Regions from separate parts of the Homo sapiens genome. Here region 1 is linked to region 2. Evidence: read pairs that join two places in POLR2A ChIA-PET (ENCODE). Cell type or tissue: HCT116. All regions are shown on one strand. Links, peaks and the distances in the headings refer to the core of each region. The heading gives the core; the rest is flanking DNA. Region 1 overlaps CNOT10 (CCR4-NOT transcription complex subunit 10). Region 2 holds the start of LOC107986072 (a long non-coding RNA gene).

Region 1 (15,452 bases), core at 3,206-11,205, 200 kb after region 2:
TTTTCCATGAACCCATCCTGCTTCCCTTCCAAGTCTGCAAGGGAGGTCCGGATACAGGAGCTCTACAGGGCATTGATGGTAGCTTCTGCATTTACTTAATTTATGTAACTTTCACTGATCTAGTATAATACTAGGGACTGACTGTTTCTTGAGCTTTACAAATACAACCTCATTTAAGCTTCATTAACAGGTCTATGAGGTCTGTATCATTATCATCCTATTTTACAAATAAGGAAATTGGCTGGATGCAGTGGCTCACGCTTATAATCCCAGCACTTTGGGAGGCTGAGGCAGGCAGATTGCCTGAGTTGAGGAGTTCGAGACCACCCTGGGCAACATGGCAAAACCCATCTCTACTAAAAATACAAAAATTAGCTGGGTGTGGTGGTGCATGCCTGTAATCCCAGCTACTTGGGAGGCTGAGGCATGAGAATTGCTTGAACCCGGGAGGTGGAGGTTGCAGTGGGCCAAGATAGCAAGCACCACTGCACTCCAGCCTGGGAGACAGCAAGACTGTCTCAAAAAAAAGGAAACTGCAGCACAGAGAGGTAAAGTAACTTGCTCTAGGTCACACAGGAAGTAGTAGGGCTGGGAATTGGACCTCAGTAGTTTGGTTCCCAGTATATGTTTCCCACCTTCCTTGAAGTGCTATCCAGGAGGAGGAGGAGGAAGCATACAAGTGGATGCATCACAAAGAAATTAGAAAGCAGCAAAGTGAAAATCCAAAGTCCGTGGAAAAGAACCCACCTTTTGCCTGACTTGAGTGATAGGAGCCTGTGTTGGTGGGACTCAGGACTCACATGCCTGGTGGTGTCATCACTGGGCCTGTGGCTAGTGTTGCTCTTCTCAGGGGGACAGCAGGAATCTTGTCCAAGTAGGCTCCTTGACCCAACCACTTAGTGTGGCACGGGAAGAAGACTTCTTTCTTTTTTTCTTTTCTTTCTTTTTTCTGAGACAGAGTCTCACTCTGTCGCCCAGGATGGAGTGCAATGGTGCGATCTCGGCTAACTGCAACCTCTGCCTCCCAGGTTCAAGTAATTCTCTCACCTCTGCCTCCTGAGTAGCCGGGACTACAGGCACGCACCACCATGCCTGGCTAATTTTTGTATTTTTAGTAGAGATGGGGTTTCACCATGTTGGCAAGGCTGGTCTTGAACTCCTGACCTCAAGTGATCCGCCCACCTCGGCCTCCCAAAGTGCTGGGATTACAGACGTGAGCCACCGCGCCTGGCGGAAGACTTCTTTGTTTACAACCTCTCCCATCTATACTCCTTTCCCGCCGTGCCATTAAACCCTATCTGAGATAGAGGACCTTAAAAACCTGCCCCCACCAGATGATGATGGATTAATCCCCACCTCAGGACTGCTGTCCACCCTGCATTTCACCAGATGTGAGTCAAGCAAGAGCAGCCACACTAACCACTTCTCAACACTGTGCTGCATCTCCTCATCCTAACAGGGCTCCTCTAACCAGTGTTTTGGCCATTGCCTGCATCTGCAGCCATCTCCCAAATCTCCCAGATTCCTCCCTTTCTGGTGTTCAGCGCTAATGAAAGTCACAACGATTAAATGGAAATCGGAGTTTCTCAACCTAGAAAACATGCCATTTTTACAAAGGGAAATTTGGATGTCGTTGTGGTTTCCTTATTGGATTGTTTTGGAAGCAGTGTGGGGATAGGAGTGCTGGGAGCTAAATACACAGAAAAGCAAGAGCAAACTATTTTTTTTTTTTTTTTGAGACGGAGTCTCGCTCTGCCGCCCAGGCTGCAGTGCAGTGGCGCGATCTTGGCTCACTGCAAGCTCTGCCTCCCGGGTTCACGCCATTCTGCCTCAGCCTCCCGAGTAGCTGGGACTACAGGTGCCCACCGCCACGCCCGGCAAGAGTTTGCAAGAGCAAACTTTGAAAGAAACCAGCTGGGCGCAGTGGCTCACACCTGTAATCCCAGCACTTGTGGGAGGCCAAGGTGGGTGGATCACTTGAGTCCAGGAGTTTGAGACCAGCCTGGCCAACCTCGTCTCTACTAAGAATACAAAAATTAGTTGGGTGAGCGGCCGGGCGCGGTGGCTCATGCCTGTAATTCCAGCACTTTGGGAGGCTGAGGCGGGCGGATCATGAGGTCAGGAGATCAAGACCATCCTGGGTAATGTGGTGAAACCTCGTCTCTACTAAAAATACAAAAAAAAAAAAAAAAAAAAAATTGGGCGTGGTGATGCACGCCTGTAATCCCAGCTACTCGGGAGGCTGAGGCAGGAGAATCGCTTGAACTCAGGATGCGGAGGTTGCAGTGAGCCGAGATTGTGCCAATGCCCTCCAGCCTGGGCGACAGAGTGAGACCCTGTCTCAAAAAAAAAAAAAAAAAAAAAGAAAAGAAAAGAAAAGAAAATAAAGAAACCAGTCCTCCTGGCCCTCTCTCCTGGCTAAGTGAGGACACAGGGAGAAGGCAGCCATCTATAAGCCAGGAAGAGAGCCCCATTAGAACCTGACCATGCTGGCACCTTGATCTTGACTTGTGGCCTTCAGAACTAGCGAAGATATACAACAGCAAATCATCAGGAAGGCATTCCATTTGGTATCTAAGAGAAATGAAAATGTTTGTAATTTCCTAGAAGGGGGATTTTGATATTAGTCTTTTTTTGCGGAGTCTTGCTCTCGCCCAGGCTGGAATGCAGTGGCGCGATACTGGCTCACCGCAAGCTCCGCCTCCCGGGTTCTCGCCATTCTCCCGCCTCAGCCTCCCGAGTAGCTGGGACTACACGCACCCGCCACCACGCCCGGCTAATTTTTTTGTATTTTTAGTAGAGACGGGGTTTCACTGTGTTAAGCCAGGATGGTCTCAATCTCCTGACCTCGTCATCTGCCCACCTTGGCCTCCCAAAGTGCTGGGATTACAGGCGTGAGCCACCGGGCCCGGCTTTTTTTTTTATGCTGAAAAGATATATATATATATATTTAGAATTAGGCAACTGGACTCAGTTTAGATGATCCCAATTTTGTTGGCAACATCCAAAGCATCGTAATCAGGAGCCAGTCAAACATACACCTTCTTCTCTCCATCAGGCCGAATCAGGGTGTTGACCTTGACCACATCTTTGTCATAGAGCTTCTTCACAGCCTGTTTAATCTGGTGCTTGTTGGCTTTAACATCCACAATGAACACAAGTGTGTTATTGTCTTCTATCTTCTTCATGGCAGACTCAGTGGTCAGCAGAAACTTGATGATAGCATAGTGGTCAAGCTTGTTTCTCCTAGGAGCGCTCTTCCGAGGATATTTGGGCTGTCTCCGGAGTCGCGGTGTCTTGGGCCGCCGTAAGGTGGGTGACGTGCGGATCTTCTTTTTTTTGTGGCTGCGGACACCTTTCAACACTGCCTTCTTGGCCTTTAAAGACTTCGCTTTGGCTTCGGCTTTAGGAGGGACGGGAACTTCCTTCTTCGCTTTCCGCGCTATCTTGTGACAAGGCTTTTTTTTTTTTCTTAAGACAGGGTCTCCCTCTCTTCACCAGGCTGGAGTACAGTGGCACCATCTCGATTCCCTGAAACTTCTGCCTCCTGGGTTCAAGTGATCCTCCCACTTCAGTCTCCTGAGTAGCTGGGAGTACAGGCGAGCGCCACCATGCCTGGCTAATTTTATTTTATTTTTATATTTTTGGTAGAGACAGAGTTTCACCATGTTTCCCAGGCTGGACTTGAACTCTTGAGCTCAAGTGATCTGCCCATCTAAGCCTCCCAAAATGCTGAGATTACAGGCGTGAGCCATTATGCCTGGCCTCAATTTTTTTTTTTTTTTTTTTTTTTGAGAGGGAGTGTCGCTGTGTGTCGCCCAGGCTGGAGTGCAGTTGTGCGATCTGGGCTCACTGCAACCTCTGCCGCCTGGGTTATAGCGATTCTCCTGCCTCAGCCTCCCAAGTAGCTGTGATTATAGGAGCCGGCCACCTCACCCGGCTTTTTGTATTTTTAGTAGAGATGGGGTTTCACCCTGTTGACCGGGCTAGTCTCCAACTCCTGACCTCAGGTGATCCACCTGCCTCAGTCTCCCAAAGTGTTTGCTCACGCCTGTAATCCCAGGACTTTGGGAGGCTGAGGCAGGCTGATCGCCTGAGGTCGGGAGTTCAAGACCAGCCTGGCCAGCATGGTGAAACCACCCCGTCTGTACTAAAAATACAAAAATTAGCCGCGCATTGTGGCGGGTGCCTGTAATCCCAGCTACTTGGGAAGCTGAGGCAGGACACCTGTAATCCCAGCTACTCAGGAAGCTGAGGCAGGAGAATCACTTGAACCTGGGAGGTGGAGGTTGCAGTGAGCCGAGATTGTGCCACTGCACTCGAGCCTGGGCAACAGAACCAGACTCCGTCTCAAAAAAAACAAAACAAAACAAACAAAACAAAAAAAGTTCAGCAGGGGCTGGGGGCAGTGGTGCGCCTGTAATCCCAGCACTTTGGAAGGCTGAGACAGGTGGATCATCTGAGGTCAGGGTTCAAGATCAGCCTGGCCAAGATGGAGAAACCCTGTCTCTACTAAAACTACAAAATTAGCCGGGCATGGTGTCACATGCCTGTAATCCCAGACACTTGGGAGGCTGAGGCAGGAGAATCGCTTGAACCTGGGAGGCAGAGGTTGCAGTGAGCCAAGATCGTGCCATTGCACTCCAGCCTGGGCAACGAAAGCAAGACTCCGTCTCAAAAAAAAAAGAAAAAAAAAAAAAAGTTCAGTAGGCCAGGGGTGGTGGCTGATGCCTGTAATCCCAGCACTCTGGGAGGCTTGAGGCCTTTGGGAGGCTGAGGCGGGTGGATCACCTGAGGTCAGGAGTTCGAGACCAGCCTGGCCAACATGGTGAAACCCGGTCTCTACTAAAAATACAAAATTAAGGCCGGGCACGGTGGCTCATGCCTGTCATCTCAGCATGACTTTGGGAGACTGAGGCAAGTGAATTGCCTGAGCTCAGGAGTTCCACACCAGCCTGGGCAACATGGTGAAACCCAGTCTCTACTAATATACAAAAAATTAGCTGGGCGTGGCAGTGTGTGCCTGCAGTCCCAGCTAGTCGGGAGGCTGAGGCAGGAGAATTGCTTGAGCCCGGGAGGTGGAGGTTGCATTGAGCTGAGATCGCACCACTGTACTTCCAGCCTGGGCGACAGAGCGAGACTCTGTCTCTAAAAAAAAAATGAGGCCAGTCGTGGTGGCTCACGCCTGTAATCCCAGCACTTTGGGAGGCTGAGGCAGGCGGATCACCTGAGGTCAGGAGTTCGAGACCACCCTGGTCAACATAGTGAAACCCCATCTCTACCAAAAATACAAAAATTAGCCAGGTGTGGTGGTGCGCGCCTGTAATCCCAGCTACTCGGGAGACTGAGGCAGGAGAATCGTTTGAACCCCGGAGGTGGAGGTTGCAGTGAGCTGAGATTGCGCCATTGCACTCCAGCTTGGGCAACAAAAATGAAACTCCGTCTCAAAAAAAAAAAAAAAAAATTAGCCTGCCGTGGTGGCACATGCCTGTAGTCCCAGCTACTCAGGAGGCTGAGGCAGGAGAATCACTTGAAGTCAGGAGGCAGAGGTTGCAGAGAGCTGAGATCGTCCACCGCACTCCAGCGTGGGTGACAGAAGGAGACCCGTCTCCAAAAAAAAAAAAAAATTCAGTAAAAAAAGATAGATAGATGCATACATACAGGTTTGTGTGTGTGTGTTTGTGTGTGTGTGTGTGTGTGAGAGAGAGAGAGAGAGAGGAAGCATGCTAGAGTAAATGCTGGCAAAGAATCAGTTGGTGGATTTAGGACATAAAGTTTCATTAAGCGACTTTTCCATCCTTTTTTTTTGAGACAGATTCTTGCTCAGTCGCCCAGGCTGGAGTGCAAATGTGTGATCTCGGCTAACTGCAACCTCTGCCTCTGGGGTTCAAGCAATTCTCCTGTCTCAGACTCCTGAGTGGCTGGGATTACAGGCACCCACCATCATGCCCAGCTACTTTTTGTATTTTTGTAGAGATGAGGTTTCGCCATGTTGGCCAGGCTGGTCTTGAACTCCTGATCTCAGGTGATTCGCCAACCTCGGCCTCCCAAAGTGTTGGGATTACAGGCGTGAGCCACCGGGCCCGGACATCCATCTTTTCTACATACTTAATATTTTTCAAAATTAAAGATTGGGGGAAAATAAGGTGAATATTCAGAAATGCAATTCATTGTGCTTTCTAGAGAACTGATAGCAAATAAATAGGGAATCATCTTCCCCTATCCTCAAAATAATACATAACACACATCATACTGTATGGGGAGCGGATGTCACAACCTTGAAGGCCCTCCCATGGAAACCACAGAACCATCAGGGCCCAGGCCTGAGACTTTCCTGGCCTAACTCAAATTGCAGACAGCTCGCTCCAGCACAAGAGACTCTCCACAGTGTGACGGAACTCTTCCTTGTATTGATATGGAACATGGCCCCTATTATTCAGGCACGGCCCCTATTATCCAGGCACATGAAGCAGCTTCCTATCCCTTTGTATCTGCCCACCTGAAATGACACCTCCTCCATGGAGCCTGGTTTGAATTATTGGGTCTTTGTTGTTTGTCAGTTTGGCTTGGGGCTCTTGAGCCTAGGACTATGTTGTCATCTCCTCTTTTCTGCCCTGTACACTGGGCAAGTTATCTTGCCTAGAGCAGGCAGCTGGAAGGGGTTTAAAAAAATATGATTGAGGCCGGCAGGGCGCAGTGGTTTAGGCCTGTAATCCCAGCACTTTGGGAGGCCGAGGAGGGTGGGTCACCTGAGGTCAGGAGTTCGAGACCAGCCTGGCCAACATGGTGGAAACTCCGTCTCCACTAAAAACACAAAAATTAGCTAGGTGTAGTGGCGCACGACTGTAATCCCAGGTACTCAGGAGGCTGAGGCAGGAGAATCGCTTGAACCCAGGAGGCAGAGGTTGCAGTGAGCCAAGATCGCGCCACTACACTCCAGCCTGGGCGACAAAGCGAGACTCTGTCTCAAAAAACAACAACAACAACAATAACAACAACGAAAAATAAGACAAAAAAGGTATCCGCCCTTTCCCTTCACTCACAAATAAAGTAGTGAAACAAATAATTAAATACTGAGACAGAATAAAATTAAATAATGGGGAAAACAGAATTAATGAAGTAAAATTAATGAAGTAAAACCATAAACCAAATAAAATATTGAAGTGAAATAAGTGAAATAAAATAAAATGAAATAAATAAAAATAAAAGAAATAAAATAAGTCACATGAAACGGAGTTAATGAAGCAAGCTCCGCGGTGGCAGAAGGAGACGTGCGGGTACCTGCCGGCCGGGCTTCGGCGTTTCCGCGGCGCTCTGGGCCCCGGATGTGGGCCACAGCTGAGGGTCAGCTGGAGGGCGGGTGGGGCTCCTCGCCGAAGTGCCCCTGGGCTTGACAGCGTTCCCCGCCCTTCTGGGGCCTGCTGCGCCGACCGTGCCGCCGGTAGGTGGTGCTCTGGGTCCCGAGCCTCGCGCTGCGCCCGCGATTAAGTCCGCCCGGCGCCGCCGCGCCGGCCGCTGGGTCAGTCCGCGCATTTGCGCTCCGGGCGCCTGTGCTCAAGAGAGGGACCCCGGTGGCCCCTCAACTCTGGGTTGTGTCTTCTTCCGTAAAACGTGCATGAAATACCCTTACCCCTTCGGCCCCGCCACCTGCGGTCGCTTGGATGCCACTGAAGACGAACCACGTAATGGGTAGTTTGGAGCCCCTAGTGTCACGCCAAACACAGCGTGTTCGCCACAGGACATAAATGTGACGCTGTAGTGGGGCATGGCTCAGCCAACGCCGTGCCCTTCCTCGCTGGAACAGAGGTTGTTCCAGATACAACTCTCTTTGTCAAGTGTCTCAAGTATGGAGTAAAAAATGTTCACCTGCCCGGCTCCCCAGGGGAAAGGCTATCCATTCAGAAAGTAGCTATTTGTGGCTTTAACCGGGATGAAATAAATGACGGCAGAGGACGTTTGAAGGCGGCCCCGGCCCGAGGACAGAAGTCCCCGGCCAGCCGTGCTGGGGTGGGGGAGGGCCGAGGGTGGGGACGGGGATCTGGGGCCGCTCACATGCAAATGCGCCGGGACAATCCGGCCGGGCGCCTCTGCGCCTCCGGGAGGCCGAGGCAGGAACAAAGCATTAGCATTTTCTACATGTGAAAGGCCTGCATTCCTGGGCGGGGAGGCCCCCGGGGCGCCGCCCCCCTCTTCCCATTCACACTCGGGACCACACAGAGCGCCTCTCGCGCCAAAAGCTCCGAGGTTCGTTTCAGCTTTTCTTTTCATCCGAGCGATGCATACGAAATGTAGATATTTCCCTAAACGCCGGCTTTGACATTTAATGCGATCCTAAGTAGTCTGAAATGTGGACGGGATTAGGAGGAGGCTGGGGGCCCACAGGGACACTTGGCCAAATCCCCCTAAATCCTCCAGGACAATTGTTTGTCACCACACGGATTCCTATTGCCCCAAATGAGGGGGCTAATGAACTTCGCTGCCTCCTCCCGTCGCAGCCCCACTCCCACCCTGGAGCCTGCATTTCTGCCCAGTCCTTTCTAGGAAGAAAGGGAAGATGAATTTTTAAATTGCAAGTTTTCTGCATGGGTTTGGTTACTTTAGTCCAGGCCAAGTTGACTTGGAGGATTGACTTTGACCAGTAACTAACCCACCCGTCCCGGGCTACTATTTAACTCTCACTCCATAAAGGCGCAGAGGTCAAGGATGCTGAGGCCCTGTGAATCTTGGGCTTATGTTAATAGGCCTTCACCACCTTGAAAGAAGTAGGCCCTGGGTGTCGTTGCCAGGCCTAGAAAGGACATGTCACCAAAAATTCTGTTTAGCAGGCTTTATTGTTCACCTAGAACAATCCACACACTGTATAATGCACAGCCTGTCTTCAAAGGTACTTACAATCCAGTAGGGGAAAGAAAATGGTCAACAAAGAACACGTCATGAAAGACATGCGCTTGCAGATTTGCCTAGTTACTATGGGGCTGAAACAAAAAAGCTTCTGGGACCAGAGCATGCCCTCAGTAAGCATGTGTGAAATGAAGAGTGGGGGCATAAGAGGAAATCCCTTGGAGGAGGATAGGGCTATGGAGAGGCAGTGTGGGATGCCCAGGATGTTGACACATTAAAACTGGAAGGGAGAAAATTTTAGGCAGCAGAAGAGACTGAAGCAAAGCTCTGAGGGTAGGAAATGGTGACTCCTTTTAGGGGATGGCAGAGAATCCAGTGGTGGAACAAATGGGGCATAAGGGAGGGATTAATAGTAGCTAAACTGGGTGTGGTGGCTCATGCCTGTAATTCCAGCACTTTGGGAGGTGGGAGGATCACTTGAGGCCACGAGTTTGAGACCAGCCTGGGCAACATAGTGAGACATTGTCTCTGCTTTAAAAAAAGAAAAAGGCTAAGTAGGAAGGGCAGAAAGAGACCTTCAGGTATCCCTGAAGCAACCCCTAGGCAGGAGCCAGAGCTGTGCTATAGGAAGTTACAGGCTGTGGTGAGGAAGAAAGGGTGGGAGAAGGAATCTGAGGCAAGGAGACCGGGTACCTCTTGTCATCACAAGATGAGGTCCTGGGCAAGGCAGGAAAGAATAGGATGAGAACACAGGATGCCACTAGGTGTTGAGCAAATCAAAAGTGAAGGAGGACTGGGTGCAGTGGTTTGCACTTGTAGTCCCAGCTACTAGGGAAACTGAGGTGGGAAGATCATTTGAACCCAGGAGTCTGAGGCCAGCCTGGACAACATAGTGAGACTCCGTCTCAGAAAAAAAGTGAAGGAGGTGGTAATTTATCTCAAGGAGTCCCCCTCCATTCCCCACTGTCCAGCCTCAGTGCTGTTATATAATCTTTGCTTTGATATCACTTTTACATGATACAGTGAAAATTATGGTGTTCCCTTTCAAACATTTGGGAGTTCAAGGCACATTCAGCAATGGTACAATGGCCGCACCCTTAAACATCATTCTAATCCTATGAATTAGTATCCCCATTTTACAGATGAAGAAACTCAGGCACAAAGAAGCAAAGCAACTTGTTTCATATCAAAATTGTTCCAGAGAGAGAACCAAGATTTGAAGCCAGTCGGGCTAGAGGGTCCATGATGTCATCAGTCACTTTTCTCCAGGTGGCTTCCAAGAACAGGGAGGAATGAGAGAGACTCAGAGGTAGCACTGAGATGAAGGAAGTACAGAGGGAGACTGGGCTGAGCAGGCCCTTTCGGTAACAAGAGGGATAAGTGAACTCACCTGTATTAAGTGTCCACCAGGCACACTTTGCATGCATCATCTCATTTTAATCCTCACACTAGGCCCTGAAGAAAAGCATTTTACAAACTGGTCAAAAAACCTCAAGAGAGATGAAGTCATTTGCTCAAAGTCACTTAGATTGAGTAAGGGCAGAGCTGTCAGAAAACTAGTCAGAAAGGGACTATGAGAGGTGACACTCTGATATGAAAGAGGAGGCGGAGGGTGCATAGTTTCCACATGCAGGCAGATGGCAGTGCATTGGGCAAGGCCATGCAAGGTTGCTGGCCTGTGTTCCAGTCAAGGGCATGGCTTTAACAGAGCTCTGCAGGAGGCTGTTAAGGGCCGGAGGGCACAAGGGAAGACTACTACAGCTGTTCTGAGGGTTCATGCCATGTGGTTTGGGAGACACTTGCAACAACATCCTCCTGGGTCCATGAAGAAATTCATGAGGTCGATTTTGTCCCGTATTGTAGATGATGCAGCTGAATGAGTGGTAGAGCTTCAATAGACCTAATGGCTCTCAGAATTCAAAACCCCAGCAAAGGCCAGGCACGGTGGCTGATGCCTGTAATCCCAGCACTTTGGGGGGCTGAGGCAGGTGGATAGCTTGAGCTCAGGAGTTTGAGATCAGCCTGGGCAACATAGCGAAAACCCGCTTCTACAAAAAATACAAAACTGGGCATGGTGGCTCTTGCCTGTAGTCCCAGCTACTCGGGAGACTGAGGTGGGAGGACCACTTGAGCCCAGGAGGTCCAGGTTGCACTGAGCCTTGATAGAGCCACTGCAACATTTGCCTGGGCAACAAAGCAAGACCATAGAACAACAACAACAACAAAACCCAAAAACCTAAAAACGTAAACCCCAGCAAATAAGTTGCCATATTTTGAGACTGATGCCTATGGTTCTCATATCTGCTAAATTCCAGAAAACCATATACCATAGAAGAAACTGTATTTACCAGGGAAGATACAAAGGGGGAAGAAACTGGGAACAACCAGGAAAAACTTTAGTAAGTGACATTTAAATCCTTTTTTTTTTTTTTTTTTAGACAAGAGTCTTGCCCTGTCACCCAGGCTGGAGTGTAGTGGCACGATCCTGGCTCACTGGAACCTCCATCTACCAGGTTCAAGTGCTTCTCCTGCCTCAGCCTCCCGAGTAGCTGGGATTACAGGCACCCGCCACCACGCCCAGTTAATTTTTATATTTTAGTAGAGACGGGGATTTCGCCATATTAGCCAGGTTGGTCTCGAACTCCTGACTTCAAATGATCCACCCGCCTTGGCCTCCCAGAGTGCTGGGATGACAGGCGTAAACCACCAAACATGGCCAAAAGCCTTTTTGTATAGATAGGGTTGTTACTAGAAAGGGGTCCCGATCTAGACTCCAAGAGAATTCAGAAAGACTTCAGCGTAAGTCTGTAAAGTGAAAGCAAGTTTATTAAGAAAGTAAAGGAATAAAGAATGGCTACTACACAGGCAGAACAGCCCTGAGAGCTGCTGGTTGCCCATTTTTATGGTTATTTCTTGATGATGTGCTAAACAATGGGTGGATTATTCATGTTTCCCCTTTTTAGACCATATAGAGTAACTTCCCAATGTTGCCATGGCATTTGTAAACTGTTATGGCGCTGGTGGGAGTGTAGCAGTGAGGATGTCACTCTCATCACCATCTTGGTTTTGGTGGGTCTTAGCTGGCTTCTTTACTGCAACCTGTTTTATCAGCAAGGTCTTTATGACCTGTATCTTGTGCTGCCCTATCTCATCCTGTGACTTAGAATGCCTTAAGCCTTAACCACATGGGAATGCAGCCCAGTAGCTTTCAGCCTTATTTTACCCAGCTCCCATTTAAGATGGAGTTGCTCTGGTTCAAACCCCTCTGACAGAGTTACCTCAGTTAGCAGAGGTGGCTTTAACAAAATGGGGCAGGAAAAATAGGTGGGAAGAAGCCTTCCTGGCTATGGGAACCAGTATGAGTCCAGACACAGAGGTGAAGAACTTATATTTAATTTGCTGGGCTCTGCTGACAGTAGGCAGTGGAAGGAAAAGCTGAGCTGCTGGAACATTAATCTGAAAAACACTGAATTGGCCTCCCTTAGGATGTGCAGGGCTATGCCAGCAACTGCAGCAGGCATGGTTATGACATCTTTGCCAGGCTTCCCTGCAGCTTAGGATGGCTCCATGACATGATGTGACAAAAGAGATGTTAAGCTCAAGGCTGCTGAGGTTTCTAAGAAAGTTTTGTTCCAGATAGTCTCCCATCAAGATTAGCTAGTTTTTGCCCTGTTTTTCTTGCCTTCAATGTTGATGTGATACTGGAATATCTTGTGACTATGGAAACAAATGCCCAAATGCTGAGGACAGTGGCATGGAAAAACAGAGCTGAGTCCTGGATGGCATCACGGGACACTAGAACCCAGGCCAGCAGCTGCCTTCATATCCCCTTCTCAAGTGAGAGAAAAATAATCTTTAAGTCACAGACCTATTTTTTGCTACTTGCAGCCAAATATAGTCTTATTTAATATAGGACCTGCCCTACCCTTACTAGGTATTGCCTGCTTTCCCATAAACAAACCAGCATGCAGAGAAAGTTCTAATTTCTTGATTTCTCTAAAGATGTGTTTTTTTGAAGTACAATTATAGGGCTTTTCCCCTTCATACTACCATGACTATGTGAGTTCCTAGCGATTTATGAAGTCTGTGGACTCACTCTCCAGAAAATTCCCAGGCAAAGCAATTCTGCTCATTTGAGTGGGTCTCACAGTACTGCTGTCGGTCTGGAGTATGGGAAAGCAGAGACGGCAGACTTAAACCAACAGCAGTGCAGATTACGGGTCCTATGGTCCTACTTAGAAGGGGCTTCAAGAGGTCCAAGGAAGCTAGGCTATCTCTGCTTTCTGTGTCCACCTGTAAAAATCTACTCTGTGTACAAAACAACTACAATGTGGCACTCGATCAATGGAGCCCCTACATCCATCCATCCATGTTTAAAAAGAGGAGGATATTCTCCCCTTCTTTGAGTCTGTTGGCAATGCCTATCTCAGTCACAAATATTCAGTTCTAGTATATATCATTACCTGAGTTCCGCTTCCTGTCAGCAACAGAATAATTCAGATAGGCTGGGCTCGATGGCTCACGCCTGTAATCCCAGCATGTTGGGAGGCTGAGGCGGGCGGATCACCTGAGGTCCGGAGTTCGAGACCAGCCTGACTAACGTGGAGAAACCCCCATCTCTACTAAAAATACAAAATTAGCCAGACATGGTGGCGCATGCCTGTAATCCCAGCTACTCTGGAGGCTGAGGCAGGAGAATCACTTGAATCTGGGAGGCGGAGGTTGCGATGAGCCGAGATCGTGCCATTGTACTTCAGCCTGGGCAACAAGAGCAAAACTCCGTCTCAAAAAAAAAAAAACGGCCAGGTGCAGTGGCTCACACCTGTAATCCTAGCACTTTGGGAGGCTGAGGCGGGTGGATCACAAGGTCAGGAGTTCCAGACCAGCCTGACCAACATGGTGAAACCCCATCTCCACTAAAAATACAACAATTAGCCAGGCGTGGTGGCGGGCACCTGAAATCCCAGCTACTCAGGAGGGTGAGGCAGGAGAATCACTTGAACTCAGGAGGCAGAGGTTGCAGTGAGCCGAGATTGTGCCACTGCACTCCAGCCTGGGAGACAGAGCAAGACTCCGTCTCAAAGGAAAAAAAAAAAGAATAATTCAGATAAAGTTTCAGATAAATCAGTACTTATCCACACACTTGTCTCTCTAGTTCTGAAACTGAGGTAACATGTAGATTCAGCTAATGTGTCTCCAAACTAGGGAAGTGAAGCATTGTGACGTTAAGGGATATTCCTAAATGGCAAGCTTTGATGAATCTACCAAACACCATCTTAACTAGGGGGACACCCAATTTACTAGAGCAAATCCACATTGTCTTTTGTTTGTTTGAGACAGGGTCTCACTCTGTCACTTAGGCTGGAGTGCAGTGGTGCCATCATAGCTCACTGCAGTCTTGAATTCCTAGGCTCAAACAATCCTCCCACCTCAGCCTCCAGAATAGTTAGGACTACTGGCATGGGCCACCATGTCCAGCTTTTAAAAATGTTTCAGAGACAGAGTCTTGCTATGTTGCTCAGGCTGGTCTTGAACTCCTCAAGTGATCCTCCCGCCTTGGTCTCCCAAAACATTGGGATTACAGATGTGAGCCACTGCACCCACTTGTATTGTTTTTTCCCCCTACTTAATGTTAGTGTATATACATCCTATTGGCAAATTTTGTCAACGTCAATCCCACAACACATAACTGTCTCTTGGGAAGAAGCTATTAAATTCTTGTTTGCATTTGCAAAAGGGTTAGTAATGAACCTTGAACTGCCTGCCAGCAGACTCCAGAACCTAGGAGAGTGAACAAGGCCAGTACACTGAACCCTGTTGTATTTGCACTTTTTAAGCAAATGATTCCTAACAGATCAGTTGTGTCTTCTTTTTTGAGGCAGTCTTGTTCTGTCGCCCAGGCTGGAGTGCAATGGTGCAATCTCGGCTAACCGCAACCTCGACCTCCTAGGTTCAAGCGATTCTCCTGCCTCAGCCTCCTGAGTAGCTGGGACTACAGGTGTGTGCCACCATGCTTGGCTAATTTTTGTATTTTTAGTAGAGACGGGGTTTCACCATGTTGGCCAGGCTGGTCTCAAACTCCTGACCTCAAGTGATCTGCCCACCTCAGCCTCCCAAAGTGCTGGGATTATAGGGATGAGCCACTGTGCCTGGCCCAGTTGTATCTTCTTAACCTACTTTCTCAACACATTTTCTGGTCTTTTCAGTCATAACTAGACATAAAACACGTCAACTCTCTTTCCCTCCCCTTCACCCCCAGGTCAGCTTCTGAACTGGCTATTTCATCTACTGCTGATGTTCTTTGTCAATTTTTGAACGTTAACACAAAACCTCAGATGCTAAAATAATCTAATAGTCAATAAAAGTGTAAAAGACTTCTGATAAAATTATGTTTTAATTGCCTATGGCATATATTACATAATGGCTCAAAATTAATAGTCTGGCTGAAATTAAGAAAAACAGCTGATGATGACTTAGTAAATCCTTAATTTTAAGTAAGCTTTTGGCCAAATGTCAGGGGTAGAATTGACTCAAAATTAACAGCCTTCACCATCTTTTATTCATTCTGCTGTGATACAACTAAAATGGCCAGTAAATTCTCCCCTGGGTCT
Region 2 (15,452 bases), core at 3,599-11,598:
TGAGCAATACTTCCCCAGATGTCCCTTGCCCTTCAGCCCACTGGCCCTGACCTTTGTTAGAAGTGGATGCCCAGCAGCTTTCTGGTTGTCTGTGAATGCCCGGTGAAGATTCTGAACTGATTCCTCACCAGACAGTTGCTCTGTTTGCACCACAAGGGGCTTTCCCACGTGTGAGCAGGCCTCCCACCAGCTTCATTCCTCCAAACTCCCAAACCAGCAGCACTGTCTCCTAAGATACAACAGGACAGGCTTTGAGGACAGAAACCCAGGGTCACGTTCCTGCTCCATCACTTTCCATCAGCATGGTCTCGGGCAAGGGAATCGTGTAAGTCTAAATTTCTTATTCTCCTAAATGTGGTGGCCACCTTGTGGGGTTTTAAAATTAAATGAGGTCATCATAAAAGTACCTTGTATAGCATTTGCCATGTAGTAGCTGCTTACTAAATGCTAGTTTGAGTCTTTCCTATCATATTCCACCACAGAAGCAGGTAACTGATCATCTGGAAACCTGGGGGACAAGAGGGAAGAAATGACACCTAGGATGCTCCATCCTTTCCCTGCATCCCTTTGTGTTCAGTTCAACAACTTGGTTCTCCTCCTGACCAGCCACTGTGCTTGGCTGAGGACACAAAGGTGAAGGAGACAGTCTAGTATAAAACATGACACAGACCAGACCCAAAGGGGAGGAAGAGGTCCTGTAGAAAGGTGAAGGGGCATCATTCACCAAGCCTCTCCAGCATTAACCAGAGACTGCTGGAGGGCAGCGTGAGCCTACGGAAAAGACTCGACATCCAGGGTTTGGACTTAAAGGCCCTAGTGTGGACTTCTTCAGTGCTCTGATTCCTTGAAGATTCTGTTGGCTTGTTCTCAAAACGTAAGCAACTTTCCAGTGCCAACATATTGAATTCCTTGCCCACGGGGCATTTCTCATCATCATGGGTTGCAATGTGTGCTGTTGTCTGTTGCTGCATAATAAACCAGTAAGTCTGCTTAAGTGGCATGAAGCAACTATTTTGTTATGCACACGATTCTATGGATCAGGAATTTGGACAGCCCAGCAAGGATGGCTTGTCTTTGTTCTGTGACGTTGGGGCTTCTGCTGGGTACCAGAACCATCTGGCAATTCCTTCACTCACTTGCCTGCTATTTGGGCCAGGATGACTTGAAGTTTAAGGCCACTTAGGACAGTCAACAGAGCATCTACAAGTGGTCTTTCCATGTGACTCAGGCTTCTTATAACACAGTAGCTGGGTTCTGATGGCATGTTCCAGAAGGGAGCTTCCAGAGAGTGAACATTGCAACAGAAGCAGGTGGAAGCTGCATGGCCATTTAAGGCCTAGATGCAGAAGTCACATAGCATCAGTCCACTGTACTCTACTGGTCAAAGTAGTCATAACCCAGATTCAAGGGGAGGAAACACAGATCCCCATCCTTGGATGGGAGAAATGACAAAGAATGTGTGGCCATTTTTAAGAAATCATCACATGTGCACCCAGTGCTATGTTGTAGCACACTCCAATTTGTGTATTTCCATCCATTTCACTAAAGGTCTGAAAGCCCAGCAAGCATGAATTGAGGTCCAAGGCCCCACTGGTAAGGAGCAGGAGGCCATTGGCTAAGTGGTTCATTTAGCCTGTGTTTAGTGAATTGGATCCCTTTGTCTCTTTTTGCAAATTGCCAGGCCCCGGTGGTCTCACCAGATATTAACTGAGGGGAATTAACTGGACACAGGCAGGAAATCCACTGTGTGAACCCCCCACCAGTCAGAGTTTATGGAGGTATGAGATGATGGGCACTGCACACAAAGCTCAATGTGGTTTCTGTTTCTTTGGGTGAAATCTTTTGATACGATTTCTGATCAAGAGGTGCAGTCTGTCCAATTTACTTCAACTTTCTTTAATTTTTACTAAGCAATACGATTATTATTATTATTATTATTTTTAGACAGAGTCTCACTCTGTCGCCCAGGCTGGAGTGCAGTGGCGTGATCTCTGCTCACTGCAAGCTCCACCTCCCGGGTTCACGCCATTCTCCTGCCTCAGCCTCCCGAGTAGCTGGGACTACAGGCACCCGCCACCACGCCCAGCTAATTTTTTGTATTTTTTAGTAGAGACGGGGTTTCACCGTGTTAGCCAGGATGGTCTCGATCTCCTGACCTCGTGATCTGCCCGCCTCGGCCTTCCAAAGTGCTGGGATTACAGGCGTGAGCCACCGCGCCCGACTGCAATAGGATCTTTTTACCAGAGTGCTTTGGCTGTCGTGGACCACCTGACCTCTTTTCTGGGGACTTTGAAATCAGGAAGTGTCCCAAGAAGTGCCCAGTGAGGAGTCCCCAAGGTTTCAGGGTGTATCCCTTCTAGTGTGATGGATAAGCCCCTCAGCATTTAACTATTTTAGTAGGTGGGTTTGTTTTGTTTTGTTTTTTTCATTTACCCAATAGACATTCATTCAATACTTACTCTAAACCCCATGCCACTGTGTAGGACACATTTCTTGCCCCTCAGGGAGCGCACAGATCTATTAATGAACCATGTAGCTTGTGAGGGGTAGACAATGACAGCGATGAGATCAGAGTGCTGTGAGCATGCTGAATCCAGTCTTAGACTTGATGTGGAGCAGAGACTGGTCAGGGCAGGCTTCCTGGAGTTGAGCCAGGTGAAGAATAAGAGAAGAAGGAGAAAAGATAGGCATGAGTAGAGCAGAAAGTGCTTCTCAGAGGGAGGCAGCATCTGCAGAGATCCAGGGTCTGGAGAGACAATGGAGAATTCCAGAAATTGGTGGCATGTACCTCAATCTGACTGGGGTTGGAATGAACAGAGATGAGGCAGGAGAGATGCAGGGATCAGAGCTATCTCCAACCAGATGGTAGTATCCTGAAAAATTGGTTATTTTCACATATCTTTTGTCCTCTGAAGTTTCTAGGTTCATGTCTTCAACTTTGATGGTGCTTAATAAGAATAATAACATTCATAAAGTGGTTTTAATGTGTTATTTTTGCATACAGTATTTCATTCAGTCTTTATAAGAACCTTTTGAAGAAATAGGGCGGGTGGCATGCAGCTCAGTTTACAGTTTAGGAAAATCAAGAGGTAGGAAGAATTGTGATTTACACAAAATCAGGGGCCTGAAACTCACACCCAAGTCTCTTGCCTCCAAATCCCACACTCTTCTTACTATGCAGATTGCCTTGATTGAGCTGCAAGGAGAAAGTTTTGTATTGTATTTGAGAAAACTCACAACACAGAAGAACAATATTTCAGCCTTGTCTGACATGACAGATCAGGTCTGAGCTGTGGCCCCAGGTTTTGGTGATTGACCCATGAGTCTTGTGTGTGTCTCTGGTGAGCAGAATGCCCGGTATATGTGGGTCCCCAGTGGATACAGGTCAGGGAGCAAGCAATCCTCCACACTGGAAGATGACTTATTCACAAGGCTGGGCATCCCTCTCAGACAAAACCCACTATCATATCTCTTCTGGTTTAATTCATGTTTTGACACTCAGCAAATTCCCCAGGAACTTAGCTGAAGAGTTTCGTGAGCCGGAAGTGCCTCTGAAAGAAGTGAGCAGAGAGAAGGTACGTGGAACTTTATTCATAGTTGAGCAGGCAAATGATGACTCTCGGTTTTTCTCTGGAGGGGAGCTCTTCCTTGAGGTGAAACGGGCTGAGGAGACATGAGAGAGGGCAGAGAAGCACCACAGACTGACATCAACCTGAGGCCTTCTGATGCTAAGAACATCACAACTTCCCTGGTGGGCAACTGGGTTCATCTGTCCACTGTCTGCCATGATCGGCAGATATCAAGAAGCCATTTGCAAAGTCCAAAGGACAAATATGGTAAAATACTCAAGAAACTCTCTGAAGAGTTTATTTGTAGTGGACCAGAGGTCACTGTGCTGCTGCCAGCACCCCACCCCCACCCCAGTGATCTTGATAAGTCTTTCATGGTTTTGTACCCTAAAATTGTGATTACCTGGAACCAAACCTTACCATGCCAAGGGCTTCCACTAGATGGGATTTTTGCAGTACTAAATATCTACAAGAAAAAAAGAGCTTGTAGAAAAAAAAAACAGGAAAAAACAGTTGTTAGGTGGAGGACTAGTTTTATCTAGCTTTCTATTAAAAGCTTCTGTGATTGCCTGATAGGCTGATAACAGGAAGATATTGTTGAAATACATATTCCAGATCCTGTCCTGAAGTCACTGCAGATTCATCTCAGTTCACTGCAAACTCTACAAAAGCCAACCTGGTAAAAGATGGAATTCTGATTGTTCAGGAAACAGAAGTGGAGGACAGAGTAAAAAGACTGAGATTAACTGTCTGGTTTTCTTTCCACTCTGGGCACCAGAATTTTGCCTCTTAATAGCTAGGAAGGAGCCACCCATCTCAAGAATTCAGATAGAGCAATGCTTTTGAAAGCAACCAACTCTTCACTCTGATATAAAACGTCAGTGCCCATGTTATCTGAATAGTAACATATGTAGAATGTGAATACCATACAGCAGGTGTGAACTGAACTTTCAGTCCCTCCTCACTGAGCAGGACACTTCAACAACACGTTGGTCCCAACTCTTCCTCTTTCTCTTAGTGACCAATTTTGCCATTTTCTGCTCCCATGTTTTTTATACACTGAAATTTCCCCTTCTTCATTTCAGTGAGCCTATCACTTAAGTCCTTGGTCTTTGCACCTTAAAAGTCTCTAAGATCCTTTTTTTTTTTTTTTTTTTTTTGAGATGGAGTCTTGCTCTGTCACCCAGGCTGTAGTGCAATGACGTAATCTTGGCTCACTGCAACCTCTGCCTCCTGGGTTCAAGCAATTCTCCTGCCTTAGCCTCTCAAGTAGCTGGGACACAGGCATGCACCACCACACCCAGCTAATTGTGTTGTATTTTTTAGTACAGATGGGGTTTCACCATGTTAGTCAGGTGGTCTCAAACTCCTGACCTCAAATGATTCACCTGCCTCAGCCTCCCAAAATCCTGGGATTACAGGCATGAGCCACCGTACCCAGCCTCTAAGATCCATTCTTTATGGAAATGTTATTAAGCTCCAATATTCTCTGCAAAAATGCTTGTAGCCTGCATCTCTTTGTTAAATCCAGGACAACTTTCACTCATTCATTCATTCAACTATTAAGGTGTACCTAATACATGCTGGGCATTGAGAATAAAATGATAACCACTTTATCACCCCATCTCTCAGTCTCTTTTTAAAAGAGTATTGAGATACTATCAATAGCAATAATAATAAAAACATGACCTATGCCTTCAAAAGGTTTAGTTAGTAGAAGAGATAAGTAAATAGACAGTTCAATGCAGTCTCATGGGCACCATAGTGAGAGACAGTACAGAGTGGCAGAGCAGCAGAAGAGGGGTTCACAATCCAGGCCTGGGCAGCCAGGCATTCTGTCTTACTGCAGAGCCAAAGACAGGGCTTTGTGTGCACGTGGTTTACAGAGGGGATGCTCTAAGGAGAAAGGAAGTGAGGGAAGGGTGCAGGGCAAGAGAGTAAAGGTAAGCAAGGAGACTACTTTCAGCTTAAACCAACTGTTTAGTTCATGATTCTGCTATATGGTTCTTCTGGTCTGGAACAGGCTCCACTGATGTTGGCTTGGCTCCCTCATGTATCTAGCCTAGGTCAGATCAGGCTGCTAGTTCCAGAGAAACTCACACACATTAATTTCACCACAAAATTGGATGCACCTTGAGTCAAGAGGGCCAGTCTTTTAACCTTCCATCCGTGTCAGCCAGCCATTGGCCGCAGGCTGCCACTGGTGGGAGGGGAGGACTAGTTGTACTGTGGGGAGGTAGTAGGGAATTGGCCATAAAAAAAGAGAAGAGGGCATCTGTGAGCTGTTAGCAGCCAACGCTCATGGTAGCTGGGGACTGGGTACACCAGTCCATAAAGGAAAGTTGGGTGGGCATCATCAGCATCTGCTGTCGGTCTCTAAACTGAGACTTGAGTGATGAGCAATAGTTGGTCAGGTGAACAGTAGGGGAAGAGTATTCCAGGTTAAAGAAATAGTCTATTGCAGCAGTGGCTCATGGCTGTAATCCCAGCAGTTTGGGAGGCGAAGGCGAGTGGATCATCTGAGGTCAGGAATTCATGACCAGCCTGACCAACATGGTGAAACCCTGTCTCTACTAAAAACACGAAAATTAGCTGGGTGTGGTGGCACACACCTGTAATCCCAGCTACTTGGGAGGCTGAGGCAGGAGTGTCACGTGAACCCGGGAGGCAGAGGTTGCAGTGAGCCGAGATCATGCCACTGTACTCCAGCCTGGGAGACAGAGCGAGACTCCATCTCAAAAAAAAAAAAAAGAGAAACAGTCTATGTAGATGGCCAGAACTAAGAGAGAGAAAGACCATTCACGGCGACATAGGTGACGGGGATGGGCAGTGTTGAGAACACATGGGGCTGCAATAATATCAGGGAGCTCAATGTGAAGGGTCTTGTATGATTGTGTAAGAAGGAAAATATTTTTGAAGTATTTGCCCAATATTTCTGTGTTAGTCAATATAAGCTAAGTTATGTTACATAACAAGCAACACCCAAACCTTAGTAGCTTACAACAAAAAGATTTATTTCTTATCCTTACTACATGTCCTTTGCCAATCAATTTTGGGGTCTCTATTGCCCAGTGTTTTCATTCTGGGACCCAATCCATAAAGGAAATTTGGATGGGCATCAGCAGCATCTGCTACAGGTCTCCAAACTGAGACCTGAACGATGAGCAGGAGCAGCCGACAGAGCAGCTACCGCCTGAGGCGCTGCTTCCATAATTGCCAAAGCAGGCAAAAGGGAACATGGAAAATCACACACTAACTTAAAGCTCCACTTGCAAGTGATAACAGAAAAACAAACACATTTTAATTTTTAAAGCATCATTAAAAATAGAGAGTTGTCCAGGTGCGGTGGCTCACACCTGTAATCCCAGCACTTTGGGAGGAAAATGCAGCTGGATCACCTGAGGTCAGGAGTTCAAGACCAGCCTGGCCAACATGGGGAAACCCTGTCTCTAATAAAAAATATAAAAATTAGCCAGACATGGTGTTGCATGCCTGTAGTCCCAGCCCAGCTACTTGGGAGGCTGAGGTATGACAATCGCTTGAAGCCGGGAGGTGGAGGTTGCAGTGAGCTGAAATCATGCCACTGCACTGAAATCTGCGTAACAGAGTGAGACTCCATCTCAAAAAATATATATAGACAGAGTTATCACAAAAGTGATAGAATTCCAATTTATCAAGAAGACGCATCAATACTAAACACACATATGCATAAAATAAAATATATATAAAGGTACATCATAAAATTAAAAACATAGGCCGGGCATAGTAGCTAACACCTGTAATCCTAGCCCTTTGGGAGGCCAAAGCGGGCAGATCACTTGAGGTCTGGAGTTCGAGACCAGCCTGACCCACATGGTGACACCCTGTCTCTACTAAAAGTCCAAAAAATTAGCTGGGAGTGGTGACAGGCACCTGTAATCCCAGCTACTTGGGAGGCTAAGGCAGGAGAATCGCTTGAACCCGGGAGGCAGAGGTTGCAATGAGTTGAGATTGCACCACTACACTCCAGCCTGGGCGACAGAGCGAGACTCCATCTCAAAAAATAATAATAATAAAAATATAAAGTTACAACAATTCTAAACATGCAGATGCATAAAATAAAATATATGAAGAAAATTTATACAAACACAAAAAAACTGACAAATCCTCCATCGTACAGCATTAAAAAGCTGATGGAATAGTAAGAAAGAGATAAATAAATCATTCAGAGACACTTCTGCTTTTTTTTTTTTTTTTTTTTTGAGACAGAGTTTCACTCCGTCACCCAGGCTGGAGTGCAGTGGCATGAACACAGCTCACTGCAGCCTCAACCTCCTGGGCTCAAGCAGTTCTCCTGCCTCAGCCTCCCAAATAGCTGGGACCACAGATGCAGGCCACTACACCAGGCTAATTTTTTTTTTTTTTGAGACAGAGTCTCGCTCTGTCACCTAGGCTGGAGTGCAGTGGCGCGATCTCAGCTCACCACAACCTCCGCCTCCCAGGTTAAAGTGATTCTCCTGCCTCAGCCTCCTGAGAAGCTGGGACTACAGGCACGTGCCACCACACCCAGCTAAATTTTGTATTTTTAGTAGAGACGGGGTTTCACTGTGTTAGCCAGGATTTCACTGTGTTAGCCAGGATGGTCTCAAACTCCTGACCTCATGATCCACCTGCCTCAGCCTCCCAAAGTGCTGGGATTACAGGCGTGAGCCACCGTGCCTGGTAACACCAAGCTAATTTTTTAAATTTTTAATGGAAACTTGGTCTCACTATGTTGCCCAGGCTGGTCTCAAATTTCTGGGCTCAGGTGATCCTCCTGCCTCAGCCCCACAACGTGCTGGTATTATAGGCATGACCCACCACAACCAGCCACTTTTGCATTTTATTATCCAAAGCAAAATAAGTATGAAACTAAAAACTCTGTTTGGAAGGGTTTACCAAAGTTGAGAAGTCTAATAGGAAACTGACCCACATTAAGCTGAGTGGCTCTAGCTGGGGGATGCACTTGTCAGGGTAGGAGTATAACAGATGGAAAGCAAACCCCTTGAATTCCCCCCTGAGCAACGCCCTTGAATTCCCCTCAGAGGAACCCCTCTGAATTCTCAGGGGGGTGTAGGGACAAGTACCTTGATGCTGAGCAAGGCAGGAATAACTAACAACCCATCCCTGATAGGTTGTAAGCAGAGGCTAGCCCTAGTGTGGATTTATGTTCTAAATTTGTGTCACAAGATTAGTCCAATAAACTTAAGGTGATTAATTAGAGCATTATACAGAACTAATATTGCAGCTACATATCTGACAGAAGCAAACTCAAAATTATCTTGGAATAAGGGTATATTTATCCTAAACTTGGGAAATCCTCTCAAATAATATTCAACGTCAGGCTAGGAGTGGCAGCTCAGGCCTGTAATCCCAGCACTTTGGGAGGCTGAGGTGGGAGGATTACTTCAGCCATGGAGTTCAAGACCAGCCTGGGCAACACAGGGAGACCCTGTCTCTACAAAAAAAAAAATTTAAAAATTAGCTGTGCTTGGTAGTGGTGCATCTGTAGTCCCAGCTACTCAGGGGGCTGAGGTGGGAGGATTACTTGAACTCAGGGGGTCAAGGCTGTAGTGAGCCATGATTGCACCACTGCATTCCAGCCTGGGCAACAGAGTGAGACCCTATCTCAAAAACAATAAGAATTATTATTATTATTATTTTCAAGGTCAAAGGGTAGCCCCAGCCAAATATAATCAAAGGCACAATGCAACAAAGCAACATAAGACCATAGAGACAAATCCACATAGGCCTCAGATATTGAAATTATGAGACATATTTTAAAATAAACATTCCTACAATACTTAAATAAAACAACCTTGAAAATATCTACAGGAAGAGAAAACTACAAGGAAGCATCATAGATTTGCAAAAGAACAAAATAGCACTTTTGAAACTGCAAAATAAAATAACCAAATTTTAAAACACAACATATGGGTTTGGGAATTGGTTAGACACAGTAGAAGAGACAATCAGTAAGTGGAATGTAGATCAGAAGAAATGATATAGAATGTAGCATAGAAAACAAACAAAAAGGAAAACATGAAAGAAAGGTTTAGAGACCCAGAGGATAAAGTGAAATGATTAAACATGTGCTTAATCTGAATTCCAGAAGGAGAAGATAAGATGAAGTAGAGGTAGTATTTGAAGAAATAATGGATGAGGATTTTCTAGAATCAGTGTTTAAGACACCAGTCCATAGATTCAAGAAGCCCAACAAATACCAAATATTTAAACTGAAGTTCACACCTAGACATGTCAAAGTAAAATTGAAGAACACCAGCAACAAATAGAAGCATCTTAAAAGCAGCCAGAGGATAGTCTACTGCCACTTCAAGGGAGTGGCAGTAGACTCAAAGAGGATTTCTCAAGAGTAAAAGCAGAAGACCAAAGATAATACAATGATATATTCAATATACTGAAAGGAAACAAATGCTGACCTAGAATTCCATATCCAGTGAAAATTCTCCCTCAAGAATGTTGGCAAAATAAAGACATTTTATGATAAACATAAACAGAGACTCTCACTGAAGGGTACACTAAAGTATGTACCTCAGTCAGAAAGAAGATGATTCTAGAAAGTTCTAGGATATAAAAAAGATTGAAAAGCAAATAGAGTGGTAAACCTGTGTATAAATGTAAACAAATATTAAATTCATGACATGCAGTAAAAATGGTTATTGGACCTCATAAGATTTAATTACAATATAACATTGTAATTGCATAAATTACAACTTGTAAAAACAAGAACTATAAGACAGGAACAATAGAAATAGAGTTAAAATTTCTACTTTAGTTGTTTGTCTTTGTGGTTTTTTTTGTTGTTGTTTGTTTTTGTTTTGTTTTTGTTTTTGTTTTGGTAATGTCTGTAATAAGGGCAAAGGTAGTTGGTTAATTTTAAACTTTGAAAATTAAATATACTCCCCCAAAAAGGCAAGGAATGAGAGAAAAAGAAACCTGCAACAGGTAGTATAAATATAATCTATGAAATAAGTTTTTTTTTTTTTTTTTTTGGAGACGGAGTTTCGCTCTTGTTGCCCAGGCTGGAGTGCAATGGTCCCATCTCGGCTCACCACAACCTCCACCTCCCGGGTTCAAGAGATTCTCCTGCCTCAGCCTCCCAAGGAGCTGTGATTACAGGCATGCGCCACCATGCCTGGCTAATTTTGTATGTTTAGTAGAGACGGGGTTTCTCCATGTTGGTCAAGCTGGTCTCAAACTCCCAACCTCAGTTGATCCACCCACCTCAGCCTCCCAAAGTGCTGAGATTACAGGCGTAAGCCACCGCACCCGGCTGAAACAAGATGTATACAGGACTATCAGAAGCCACATTAATACAAAATAGGGTATATGCAACAGTTAAAAGACCAAGATTGTCAGACTATGTCCTTAATAAACTATGTATTGTCTACTAGAAATCAAGTTGAAAACATATGAATACCAAGAGGTTGAAAGTAAAAAGATGGAAACAAGTATACCATGCAAATACAAACCAAAAAACAAACTGACGTAACTTTGTTAGTATCAGGCAAAATATCTTTTCTTTTTTTTTTTTGAGATGGAGTCTCGCTCTGTCTCCCAGGCTGGAGTGCAGTGGTGCAATCTCAGCTCACTGCAACCTCCACTTCCCAGGTTCAAGAGATTCTCTGCCTCAGCTTCCCGAGTAGCTGAGATTACACACATGCGCCATGACGCCTGGCTAATTTTTGTATTTTTAGTTGAAACGAGGTTTCCTCATGTTGGCCAGGCTGGTCTTGAATTCCTGGTCTCAAGTGATCTACCCATATCGGCCTCCCAAAGTGCTGGGGTTACAGATGTGAGCCACCGTGCCCGGTCAGTATCGGGCAAAATATCCAACGTAAAAAGAGATACAGAAGACCTTTGCTTTTTTTCTTTTTCTTTTTCTTTTTCTTTTTTTTTTTTTTTTTGAGATGGAGTCTCACTCTGTCACCCAGGCTGGAGTGCAATGGTGCGGTCTCGGCTCACTGCAACCTCCACCTCCCGGGTTCAAGTGATTCGGCCTCAGCCTCCCGAGTAGCTGGGACTACAGGTGTATGCCACCACACTCAGCTAATTTTTGTATTTTTAGTAGAGATGGGGTTTCACTGTGTTGGCTAGGCTGGTGTCAGACTCCTGACCTCATGATCCGCCCATCTCTGCCTCCCAAAGTGTTGGATTACAGTAGTGAGCCACCACGCTGGGCCCAGATTTTTTTTTTTTTTTTTTTTTTTTTTTTTGAGACGGAGTCTCGCTTTGTTGCCCAGGCTGGAGTGCAGTTGCACGATCTCAGCTTACTGCAACCTCTGCCTCCTGGGTTCATGTAATTCTCCTTCCTCAGCCTCCCAGGTAGCTAGGATTACAGGTGTGTACCAGCATGCCCAGCTAATTTTTGTATTTTTAGTAGAGATGGGATTTCACCATGTTGCCCAGGCTGGTCTCGAACTTCTGACCTCAAGTGATCTACTTGCCTCAGCCTCCCAAAGTGCTGGGATTAGGGGCGTGAGCCACTGCGCCTAGCCCTGATGGTTTTTTTGTTTGTTTGTTTTTGAGAGGGAGTCTCACTCTGTGGCCCAGTCTGGAGTGCAGTGGCATGATCTTGGCTCACTGCAACCTCCACCTCCTGGGTTCAAGCAATTCTCCTACCTTGGCCTCCCAAGTAGCTGGGATTACAGGCACACGCCACCATGCCTGGCTAATTTTTGTATTTTTAGTAGAGACAGGGGTTCACCATGCTGGCCAGGCTGGTCTCAAACTCCTAACCTTGTGATCCACCCACCTTGGCCTCCCAAAGCTGATGGTTTTAAATTAAGGATTTTAGGATATAGTTTGAGCTGAGGAATATAGAAAGCATTACATATCAAAACTCATGAGATACAGCTAACACTATATTTAGAGGGAAAGTTATAGCCTTAAATGTGTTTATTAAAGACGAAAGTCTGAAATTTAATGAGCAAAACATCTTCAAGAAGTAAGGAGGGCCCAGTGTGGTGGCTCATGCCTGTAATTCCAGCTACTCAGGAAGCCAAGATGCAAGGATTACTTGAGGCCAGGAATTCCAGGCAAGCCTGAACAACATAGCAAGATCTTGTATTTTAAAAAAAATTTAAGTAAGGAGGGAATGGAAAGAGCTAATTAACGGTTTCGAAGTTAAAATTATTTAGGAGGAATAGTGCTAATGTCCTTATTGCACAGTAGGTTGACTATAGTTAACAATAATGTATTGAATATTTCAAAAAAGCTAGAAGAAAGGATTTTGAGTTTTCACTAAAAAAAGATAAATGTTGAGGTGATGGATATGCTAATTATACTGATTTGATCATTACACAAAGTATGCATATATTGAAACATCACATTGTACCCATAAATATGTACAATTATTATGTGTCAATTAAAATTTTTAATTAATTTTTTTCAGAGAAAAAATTTAATCTCTTAAAAGCTTCCTTTTCTTTTTTTTTTTTTTTTTTTTTTTTTTTGAGACAGGGTCTCACTCTGTCACCCAGGCTGGAGTGCAGTGGCACCATCACAACTCACTGCAGCCTTGACCCCCTGGGCTCCAGCCATCCTCCCACTTCAGCCTCCTAAGTAGCAGGGACAACAGGCACATGCCACCATGCCCAGCTAATTTTTTATTTTTTGTAGAGACAGGGTCTCACTATGTTGCTCAGGCTGGTCTCAAAGTCTTATTCGCAAGAAATCCTCCCATCTTGGCCTCCCAAAGTGCTGGGATTACAGGTGTAAGCTGCCACTCCCGGCCAAGTGTGCCTTTTTGACAATAAAATTCTACCCTTTCTTATGAAAAAAAAAGAAAAAACACCAAAAGAATTTTTTTTAATGTGGAAGAAAGAAATACATGTAATACATGTAAAAGCAGAAATTAATGAAATAGAAAAATACGTATTCAATAGAGAACATCAACAAAGTCAACAGTTTTTTATTTTCAAGTACTAATAAGTTGATAAACTCAGGGATGAAAAGTGTTTCCTCACCTCTGTAAGTGTTTTAGCCTAAGAGCTAAAGAAATCTTTCTTTATTAGGAAAGTCTGTATCCACCCTCTGAAACAATGAATGTGACTGTAATCCCAGCACTTTGGGAGACCGGAGCAGGTGGATCACCTGAGGTTGGGAGTTCGAGACTAGGCTGACCAACGTGGAGAAACCCCATCTCTACTAAAAATACAAAATTAGCCGGGCATGGTGGCACATGCCTGTAATCCCAGCTACTCGGGAGGCTGAGGCAGGTGAATCGCTTGAACCCAGGAGGCGGTGGTTGCGGTGAATTGAGATTGCGCCATTGCCCTCCAGCCTGGGCTTCAAGAGCGAAACTCCATCTCAGAAAAAAAAAAAAGAAAGAAAGAAAGAAATATTGTCTCTACTAAAAATACAAAAAAAAAAAAAAAATTAGCCGGGTGTGGTGGTGGGCCCCTGTAATCCCAGCTACTCAGGAAGCTGAGGCAGGAGAATCACCTGAACCGAGACGTGGGGGTTGCAGTGAGCCAAGATCATGTCGCTGCACTCCAGCCTGGGTGACAGAGAGACTCTGTCTCAAAAAAAAAAAAAAAGAAAGAAAGAAAGAAAAAAAAGAAAACCAGGGTTCAAGGCTAGCCTTTTCTCTTCTACTTCTTTCTTCCCTCTTCTCCTTTCCCTTCCCTCTCACCACCATCTCAGATCTATCACATGTAATGTTACTTCCGTTGGCCAAGCAAGGCCTCCATCAGGCACTGCTGCCTCTCTCTGCCGAGTTGTTGCAAAGATTATTCTGCCTTGGGTTTGTTCATCCATTGCAGAAAAGGGAAGAAAGCAGGCTTGGACTTTTTGCCGTCTGTTACAAAACTCCTATTGTATCAGAGTCCCATGAATCCCTCTGCTACAGGAGTCCACGATGTAAGAGCTTCTCTCCCTCTTCAACAATTGAAACAGGAAATTTGTTTTTTTTTTTGTTTTTTAATTTTGATGCTGTTTCTGTGGGAAAGGGTGAGGATGGATTGTTCTTCGCAACTCTCACTTAAAGAAAATGTCTCCTAACTCTTTTATCTTCATGCCGAATGTGCTAAGAATCTCACAATCAGTTTGTTTATGGCAAATGCCCCCCTCCAAAAGGAGCCTGTTGTTTTTCACCCCAACTGTGGACGTTAAGACAGTTCTCTCACCCAAACGTTTTTGAGATAATGGGCATTTTCCTGTTTTGGTGACACCTGTTCTTCATACTTTACCTCTACTCTCCCATCAGCTTAACCACAGTATCATAACGTGGCCATCACGTACCTTCTGCGGTGTATAGTCCCGTGATCACTAAACAATGGTTAGCGATAATAACAATAACCAAAAGAGAAGAGAAATGCCCCTGCTTTAATTAGGTTAAGGGCGTGTAAATATCCATGGAACTGTGTCAGAAATTCAGACGTAAGGATTAGGACCATGTTGGCAAAAAATTCTGTGGGCTTTCGGGGCAGAAGAGGACATGAATAGAACAGATAGTAAACTCTCCCATGCCTCCCAAGAGCTAGTTTCCCCTGAACGGTGTCAGTGCAGAGGCTGTCAATCTTCTCGGATGATATCCCTCTCTATGGCGCTTAGCTTACAATATTATAGTTCTTTGTTTACCACTGACTGAGGGAGCCTTCATGACAAGTGGCATAGGATTTTAATTCTCATATTCATGGTACCAAGGACAGCACATCTAGCCCATAGTAGGTCCTCAGTCAAGGCTTCCATGACTCCATTCACAGACTGAGAGGGAGTCTACATGTTTCCTTTCAGCATGTCTAACACAGATGTCAGCTGAGGTGCCCCTTCGCTTTAAAAATCTAGATAAGATTTGGCCAGGCACAGTGGCTCACGCCTGTAATCCCAGCACTTTGGGAG

Evidence for each region. ChIA-PET counts read pairs that join two places held together with the same protein. Peaks named below come from ENCODE experiments on the same cell type or tissue, not always from the same donor. Only the 100,000 strongest peaks of a DNase experiment are listed, where the experiment ranks them.
Region 1: POLR2A ChIA-PET joins it to region 2 with 5 read pairs; 3 of 35 experiments call an interaction of 5 or more read pairs at or near these places.

What each region holds. Positions count from the first base shown.
Region 1 is chr3:32,773,640-32,789,091 of GRCh38, reverse strand. It overlaps CNOT10 (CCR4-NOT transcription complex subunit 10), which reads right to left. Exons shown (of 19, transcript NM_015442.3): 19 at 15,217-15,452. It also overlaps the pseudogene RPL23AP43. Among named protein-coding and RNA genes, the nearest start is that of TRIM71, 37 kb to the left of the region's middle. RefSeq lists silencers at 1,895-2,071, 7,412-7,491, 14,501-14,795 and enhancers at 7,232-7,311, 7,076-7,795, 7,732-7,811, 7,796-8,517, 8,518-9,238. In HCT116, for the core only: CTCF peaks have their summits at 7,460 (motif pointing right) and 10,461; DNase peaks (open chromatin) are centred at 7,441, 7,701, 8,111 and 10,500; H3K4me3 peaks cover 1,386 bases; H3K27ac peaks cover 534 bases.
Region 2 is chr3:32,977,463-32,992,914 of GRCh38, reverse strand. It overlaps LOC107986072 (a long non-coding RNA gene), which reads left to right and starts at 232. Exons shown (of 2, transcript XR_001740633.2): 1 at 232-325; 2 at 483-994. It also overlaps a transcript of GLB1 not described here. RefSeq lists an enhancer at 9-128. In HCT116, for the core only: no CTCF peak of the experiment used is centred there; no DNase peak of the experiment used is centred there.